2 separate regions of the Mus musculus genome follow, and region 2 is linked to region 1. A link is a loop called in an ENCODE intact Hi-C map of the cell type or tissue named here. Cell type or tissue: heart. All regions are shown on one strand. Links, peaks and the distances in the headings refer to the core of each region. The heading gives the core; the rest is flanking DNA.

Region 1 (4,413 bases), core at 101-4,100:
TAATAAAATTACAAATGTATAGGGAGAGTAATATAATTGTAGTTTATGGCTCATTTTTCTAGTTTTCTTTATGTTTTTGGTATTTCAATATTAAGAACATGAGTCTCTAAAGAGTTCTGTCAATTTTTTTTAAAGTCAGAAAGAACTTTTAGAATGGGAATATATTTGTCCTTACATTAAAAGTGGATTTTTTTTTTAACAACTGAAAGCAAATAGTTGAAAGAACACTTTTTTTTCTTAGGGCTGGATGTTAAAAGCTTACAAATTGTAATCATTTTCAATTGTGTAGAGAAGGGTATTCTCTGAAGAAACACAGGTCAGTCAAACTGCAAAGAAAACTCTCAGAGATGAATTTGAGTCTCAAATTCTAGGCACCATTGCATCCTGGAATTTGGTCCTGAGAGGAGCTCCGGCATACTTGCATTTTTTTGCTTTTTTGCTTTGTTTGAAGTAAAACAATTTTGTCCCCACCATATTCATAGTTTTTGAGACCACAGTATGTGATTTGTGGTTCTTCCACACAATCAGAATTACCCTGCATTCCTCAGGATTTAGTCTGAGTCACCGACCAATGATATAACAAGGAACGTAGCACATGACTGTGGAACGGGGGCACATCAGTGAAATTTCTCCACCAGAGTACAAGTTTCTTATGAAAGCAACTGTTGTTTCTCTCTTAGCTAGTTAATTATTATTTGTTAAAATTGAATATGAGTGTCAAGTTCAGAGTGAGCAATGTGTGCACTTGGTGCTTGCGCTAGAATTCTGTGGTGTGAGCCTGCATGAAATGAAAGCAAGGGCACTAAGCCATCTGTTTTGTTTCAAACACAAGTGGATTTCACCTCATAAGGATCACACTGCTAACTGATTCTGTACAGAATGCTGGGAAATAAAGCAACATCTCACCCATTCTAAAGCGAAGCTGACGGTCTCTATTGCTTCTCACTCGTGTTTGCAGTCAGCCATGGCAATGTGCAGTTCCTTTCATTGATAACTTATAACCATGGTGCTTAACTTGATATCAATGACTACAGATCCATCCTCTTTAGTGTTTAAGCATCTTCCTAACATAGGGTGTAAACTGTTGTACTTTAAGTGAATGAGTCATCTATCTCCCCAAGGCTCAATTCTTCCTGACCATTCACAAAATTGGTCAGTGTTTCTTGTAAACCTCATGTTGCAAACCATGGTGAGTATCAAACACCAGAGGTGGAATGTTGAAATGTTAGCCATAATCTCAACTGTGTGGGGACAGTCTGTATTAAAGTGGGATGCATTCAAAGTTATTCAATTGGTCAGTGAAAATCCAAGTTGTATATATGTGTGTTTCAGTAATAAATAAATAAATAAATAAATAAATAAATAAATAAATGAAGTGTGTCAGGTTTGAGAGGGACAAGATTAAAGGATTTTGACAATAGAGATTATTGAATTGGCTTTAGATCTTTTGCATACAGGGGAGGCTAGCGATGTTGCTCACTGTGTCTCTGACACTGGTGCTCTACTTTCTGTAGTTTGTCTTATGTCTCAGGTACCGATTTTCATAGCTTTCATACCAAAGTCTTCCTATTAAGCATAATCTCTTTTTTATCAGATTTCTGTTTTACCTTCTTTTAGATATTTTCATTACTTTTTAGTTGTTGGCTCAAATTCTTATAGGTAATAAAATTTGTCCTCATTACTGTCCACCCTTTACTTAGCAGCTATTGCCTCCACTCTGCTCAGAATCATCTTTAGCATAATTCCTATGAGCATTCAGTAAATCTTGTGTGGCACTTACAGCGATGTTAATTGGATGACTATATTATCTAAATCTTAATCACATTACTATTTGGATATAAAAGAAAGTGATTATATCCTTATTAAATCACAGGATGGATAAATAAGAGTAAACTCCCTGGAGGATGTATCTGTATATCCCAGCATGTGTTGTTCTGAAACTCACAGCTTGTGAATTTCTAATCTCAGGAGCAATTATAACAAGAAGTGAGAACCCAAGAACAAGATGCAATCTTTAATGATTACTTACGAAGGTTGTCCTAAAAGATACAGGGTCATATATGTACAGAGCACTAACTTCTCCATGCTGTTTATTCTATCAGAGACTCTTACCTTTAAACATTATTTAACCAATCTATTAGCACTGAGATAGCTGTCTTATTCCTGATTCATCATTCCCACCCTCACTCTTCAAACAAATACATCCCTCCTTGTCCAAATCTCACATTATCTTATCTGTACTATAATCCATGTTTTTCCCTCTGAAAAATCTCACTTAATACTCCCCCACCTTCATACACACAAACACACTGGATATAGACAGCTCAGCAGCATCTAGCTCTCAAATATATTTCTCTGGATTAATATCTATCAATATAATTTAGTCTCAGCCTGATCACACTGGAACCTGGATTGTCTCAGGGAACAGAACTTTTTCGAAGACATTGAAAACTAGTGTGATTTCCTGTCCTACTACCTATTTAGGTATCTAATGGTGTAGTTAGCAATTATTAAGTTTTCTCATTTGCTTTACTAAATTCCAAACCAACCAACCAACGACCAATGTTTTCTATGTACATTCCTTTCTGTCCTTTTAGTGCCCCCTAGTGGCAGGATTTACTGTCCATTCAGCTGAACTGCTGACCATCCAAACTCCACAATGCTTTCCATTATCCCCACTACACTTGCTGACTATTTTTCCCTTTCATGTTTTGTGAATTTAAAATCCATCTCCCATTGCTGTACCCTGGAATTTTTGACTCAAACATTGTTGTGAGACAATGTTAATACACATACATGGGATTGTTATACAAATACAGTAGAAAATTAATAAAGAATGAAAAGCTCAGATCCAGCCTCTTTAATTGTTTTATGTAAATCAGGCTGGAAAGATCTCTCCTCACTTAAAATATCTCTTGAAATCTGCCATTTGGTGTCTTCTCTGGACTTCATAGAATCAAGTGTAAATCTACATGCAACGTCTGTTAAAAATCACCAAGTGACCCTAGAAATTCCACAGTAAGAAGCACACTGAGTAAATGGTACACAGAGTTACTTATTTTGGAAATACATCAAATTTCTCAGATTCCTAAAGATAATTGAAAAGTTGTTTCCATGGCCTTCTACATACTAAAAGTCTCCAATCAGTGAGTTAGTCTATATCAGAGGCAAAACATGTGCATGTGTGTGCACCTGTAAGATTGTTTGAATTTGTATCAGCTCATATATGTCTATGAGTACTGAAACACATTCATGTGCATGTGCATATATATGGTGTGGGGGTAAATGTATGTGTGTTTTTAGGTCTGCATCAACATATGAACGCCTGTGTGTGTGTGTGTGTGTGTGTGTGTGTATGTGTGTGTGTGGTGAATGTATGTGGATGGGTTTATATATCTGAATAAGGGCTCTGTATGGTTTATGTTTATATGATTTTAAGTATTTGTGTTTGTACATATTTGTCAGCTTGTTTATTCCTTTGAAGATAAGCTAAAATATGCTTTTGATCTAAAGCTGTAAAATATGAAAATAATGTGTGTTGTGTCCAAATAGGAAACATGTGGAATGTTCATAATTTGCTATGGTCCTTTCTTTTTGCCTATAATGAGTCTGTGTAGATCAAAATGGGCTCCAGATCAAGGGGGCTGGAGGGAGGAAAGGGAAGAAGGAAATAATGTAATTATATTTTAATTCCTTAAATTAAAATATTTTTCATCAAAAATGGATTTTTTTCTTTTATTGAAAATAAACTTTTAAAAATATAAATCTTGTCTACAGTTTCCCCTCATCTAAGCAGTTCTTCACCACCTCCCTTCCCAGAGAGATCCACCCACCTTTTTGTTATTAGAAAATGAGCAGGACTCTAGAAGATAATTAAAAGAAAGTAAGACAAAAACACCCATTAGAGTAAAACAAATGAAACAGGAAAAAAGCCCACAAAAGCCATAAGAAACAGATACAGACCCAGAGATGCACTCCTTTGCACACTCAGGAATTCCATAAAAGCCCATAATCAATGCTTTCTACATATAATTAATATTGACTGGATTTAGAATCATCTAGGAGAGGTACATCTCACAGAATGTATTTCCAGAGAAGAGTATCTAAGGAGTTAACCTTTGCCAAATATAGGCAGCATGACATACTGTCTTAAAGTGAATAAAAGGGAGAAATCACACTGAGATTTGATTTCTCTCTAAGCCTCCAAACTGAACAAATTTGGAAGAGTATTGAAACTGGCTCTATACTGTTCTCTTCTGCCAACCTTTCAAGCCTCAATGGCCTAGATAAAAAGCCATTAGGAGCTTTCAAGATGGCAGAGTAATGGCTTCAAAACAGTCTTCCAGGAAAACAATGGGAATATTGAAGGACTTGATAAAACAAAACTTTCAAATTTTTATGTAAATTAATTAG
Region 2 (4,413 bases), core at 270-4,269, 1.6 Mb before region 1:
CCCAGGAGAGTGGACCAAGGATCAAGGTTAGGTTCCATTCATTCTTCCTGAGGGTGGTGATAGCCTATTTTAATTAATTGTTTAGCTATTCATTGCCAGAGTAGAGTCTGTTCCAGAGGAAGAACTGCAGATTTATTCTTTATATCACATAGAGCACACACATATTATGTCCTCTAGTACTGAATTTAACAGCACATTACTAAGAGACTGGAGGCAAAGAACCAAAAATCGATCTTTTCCTATGATAGATAAAATATCTCTATGTGAATGACAGCACTATGTTCTGTACCCTTCCTACTGCATAGCTATTTTGGTCATATTCTTCTAAAGAATGGTGTGATATGTTGATATTTAACAATAAAATACATTGTTTAAATAAATCTATTGTGGCCAGTCATTACATATCTATTTTTTTAATGAAGAAATTGATATTTCCCACATTCTGTCTGCCTTACTTATTCTAAAAATAGAATTTATATTTTCTAAATTTATACTATAAATTTAAATAGAAGATATAAGTAGAATTTATATTTTCTAAATTTCAGAAACACCCAGTTTTCAAGATATCAGTGCATTAATGAATGGTTGGTTGTTTTGAATTAAAATTATTTCTCAAAGGTCAAGTTTGGCTGTTTACAACTATCCTGCAAACTATAAACAATTTTTAAATTCGGAGTTGACTATGTTTTGGGCATGCAAACCAGTTATCTTGTTTTCCTTGTCTAATTATCAATTTACATTTTTCTAATCATTGCGGTGATTACGAAAGAAAACTGTAAATAGTCTGCAGTGATTTTTGCTCAATGAACAATTTCAGAAGAGCAGTTTAGTGTGTGGAGATGTGTGATTCCCTAGAGTTTTGCTCAGCGAATCCTTATCACTATGATGCTGAGTCATCAAGATTTCCATAGTGATTCAAAGTATTAGCAAATCTCTCAGACAGGGCTTCTACTCCAGACAGTCATGCCACACCTGAATCACTTAATCCCTCAATATGTTATCCTTGATTAGTTCAGAACTTAATACCTAGAGGGAAGCCCACTAGCTGTCCTGCTGTGCCACTATAAGGAGAAAGTGTGTAGTGGAGAGAAATGAGAGAAGGAGAAATGGGATGGTGTCCGTGCTGTGAAGGTTGGAGGAAGAGGAGATGCTATGGGGGTGAAGAGCAGCCCTATGTGTGAGGCATGTACTGCCATCTTAGGCTCTGGAAATGTCAGGGTGTATGCTGCTGCTGAGATCATGTAGATACCAGCGTCTGTGCTGCCACTGGCACCATATCTGGGTCTGTGGCCCTGTCTCCTCTCTTTCTGTCCTCTTCCAGGTTGATGTATACAGATCTATGCTCTATCTTAGTTTCATTAAAACTTTCATAGAAGAGGATAATGTGCTGATATCAGTACTTCTCCGGATGCTGTGAAAAAAACACCTGACAAGAACTAACCAAGTACTGGGAAGAAGGGTTTTCCTTGGCTCAAAGCTGGAGGCTAAAGTCTACTGTGGTAGGGAGCCAAGACAGCAGGAAGCAGAAGCAGCTGCTCCCTTTACACCCACAGGTAAGAAGCAGAGAGAGAGGTGAATTCTTGTGCACAGGTAGGAATTTATTTTCTTTTTCTTTTTTTTTTTTTATCATGGCTGGCACTTCAGGCCATGGACCCACAGTACATGGTCTTCCAATTTCATTTTAACCTCACAAGTAAGCCAGATCGCATCTCTCCTAGGTGATTTTTAGATCAGTCAATTTGATAATTAAATAGCCAACACAATGAGATTGGGAAATGTAGCCCCTATGCAATTTGCTACTACCTTGTCCCTTACACACCCTGGGATTCCCCACTAAGGATTCAGTCAGTGTTTCTGGAGCATACTTCTTCAACCCCTGTGTTCATACTGACTCTCACATCACACTCACAGTATTTATATCTGCAACCAATTGTGACAGGGCCCTTTCTGTATAGCTGCTATTTTCCTCTGATTCATTTTTATAGTAAGAATAGTCTATTAAAACACCAGTAACATCATTGGGGAACTGTACATATGGCTTCATGTTCACGGTTTCAACTATTCTTCCAAGGACAGACACAGTTTCCAGTACCCACATTCAACAGCTCACAATTTCCCTGTAATTCATCTGATACCCGTGTCTGGCTAGAGTGGGTACCTGCATACACACACACACACACACACACACACACACACACACACACACACACACACAAACACACACACACACACACACACACACCTCACATACATAACATACACATTTTCTGAAATAAAATCTTTAAGAACAAAATACCATTTGTTCCAGTTATCCTTTTCCTCAAATGTCACTATCAGCTTTCAGTTTCATTTTTTAAAAAATTATATTGTTTAATAATGAGGCTACTCCTTTCAAGGAATATCACACTGTGGAGCCCTTTTTATGTTTTATTTTACCTTTTCTTTCTTTTTTCTTTTTCTTTTTGTTTTTCTTTTCTTTCTTTTTTCTTTGTTTTTCTTTTGTTTCTTTTATTTTTTCTTTTTTTCCTTTTTCTTTTCTTTTCTTTTCTTTTTTCTTTTTTTGTATTCTTTACAAAATATCCTTGAAAGCAGACACGTTGGTGGCTTGTTTCTAACATAGTTTCCCGGAACTGGACCTTTGTCAGATACTTGCTACATTGGGGAAACACAAAAATAAAAAAAAAAATGATGAAAAAACTGAAGATGAAGATAAAACTTTAACAATGAAATAAATGTATGCTGTCGTTTTTATCCTAAAGAGTACAGCACCTATCTCACTAAATGATCAGAGTGTTTCCCTTTCATCAGACTTACGGCAGCAGTTTTAAGTTCTGCTCTGCTGCGTTTGGTGTAGGTATACAGTGTGCTGGTGATCCCCCAGTAATTTCAGATTTTCTGCTTGTCTTTCTAGATGCGATTTCTACTTTAATATTCACAGAGACAAAGGCAGATATTGTGTGATTTCTCATATTTCAATTTGTAAAATATGAGTTAGCACCCAGTGAAACCACTCTTGCTCTTGAGAATTGTGCTGTAGTTGGAAGAAATTGTACACAGCACTGCTTGTATTCAGGTCTTGGCAGCACTTTTGAGATCAAGTAAGAAATCACTGTTTTTCTAGCTGTGAGACCTGTCTTCCTTATTAGAGTGTTGATAAAGTCTCCAACATTAACAGGAGTATCTATACATATCATAGTGTTTCTGGCAGTGTCTGACTCATGAATGTTGGTGCTGTCTTATTTGGTGTGTACACAGTGAGAGCTACAACTTCTTACATTATTGGCTTGTTTATCACGCACAGGTTGTTTGTGTCTCCATAACTTTCAGACAGCATATTTTCTTTCTACAATTAATGTTATCACTATGCTATTACTGCAAGTTGAGTGTGCATGAATGTGAAAAGGCAACATAAGTACTTTGATGATAAAAATATTTTATAACATGCTTTTCCTTTTATAAAGTAACAAACATTTATTGTAGAGCTGGCCATTCATTTTCATTAATTTTGTTTTCTTGCTTAAATGTCAAGTTTCCTTGTTTACAACGAGTTGCCGGAAGGCAGGATTATGATTAACACATCAGACCCACGAGGCATGTGAGGTATAAGACATGCTCATAGATACTCCACTGGAATTATTTGCCAGTGTCCACAAGGAGTAGGACCAACTACTTAAATTCATATCCTGCATCCTGCTTTACACATTTTTTATCTTAACATTAATTTCTCAATAGCCTTTTTTAAATCTATAACAAATAGGTATTCTCATGATAATTTTTCCCTTGTAGAGCTTCTTTATCTAGAATACAGCAAGTGTGTGATAGCCTACATAGATAACTTTAAAGACATTCTGTACTTCCAACCTTGGTGTCCCCATCTCTGTCACAGAGCCTGATGCCTAATCAATAGCTATGTTTGCACTGTTAGAGAAATACAAAGTGATATGTGATATATATATATATATATATGCAAGGAAATGCTTTATTACTCCTTTCAATAAAGTTGTGTTAGGAGAACTCAATGTCATTGCTTCTGTTAAGCATGACTGTAAAGGGAAAACAAGAAACAAGGTCTGGATTTGTTAATTTGTGTGGCTGTGATAAAATACTATGACCTACAATGACTTATGGAAGAAGGGGTTATCCTGACTTATATCTGCCGAAGGGCAAGAGTCCATCATGGTGGGACAGGCATGACAGGAAGTAAGAGTTGTGGTGTCAAGAGTAGGAGGCTGAAAGCTCTCATCCTCAAATGCAATGAGAAAGAGAGAACAACCAAGAAGTGGCACAAATCTTGCTATTCTTAAAGCCTGCCACAGTGACATAATCTTTTTTTCTAACTAATTGGGACCACCTAAACCTTCCCAAAGAACCACTGGGTTGTTCAAATATCTGATTCTATGTGGATCATTATCA

The links. Peaks named below come from ENCODE experiments on the same cell type or tissue, not always from the same donor. Only the 100,000 strongest peaks of a DNase experiment are listed, where the experiment ranks them.
Region 2: a loop joins it to region 1, with 5 times the contacts of the local background. A loop is called at or near these places in 2 of 42 quality-filtered maps.

What each region holds. Positions count from the first base shown.
Region 1 is chr7:52,390,214-52,394,626 of GRCm38, reverse strand. No RefSeq gene overlaps it. Among named protein-coding and RNA genes, the nearest start is that of Gm51482, 320 kb to the right of the region's middle. In heart, for the core only: a CTCF peak has its summit at 2,597 (motif pointing left); no DNase peak of the experiment used is centred there.
Region 2 is chr7:54,003,299-54,007,711 of GRCm38, reverse strand. No RefSeq gene overlaps it. Among named protein-coding and RNA genes, the nearest start is that of Mir6238, 110 kb to the right of the region's middle. In heart, for the core only: no CTCF peak of the experiment used is centred there; no DNase peak of the experiment used is centred there.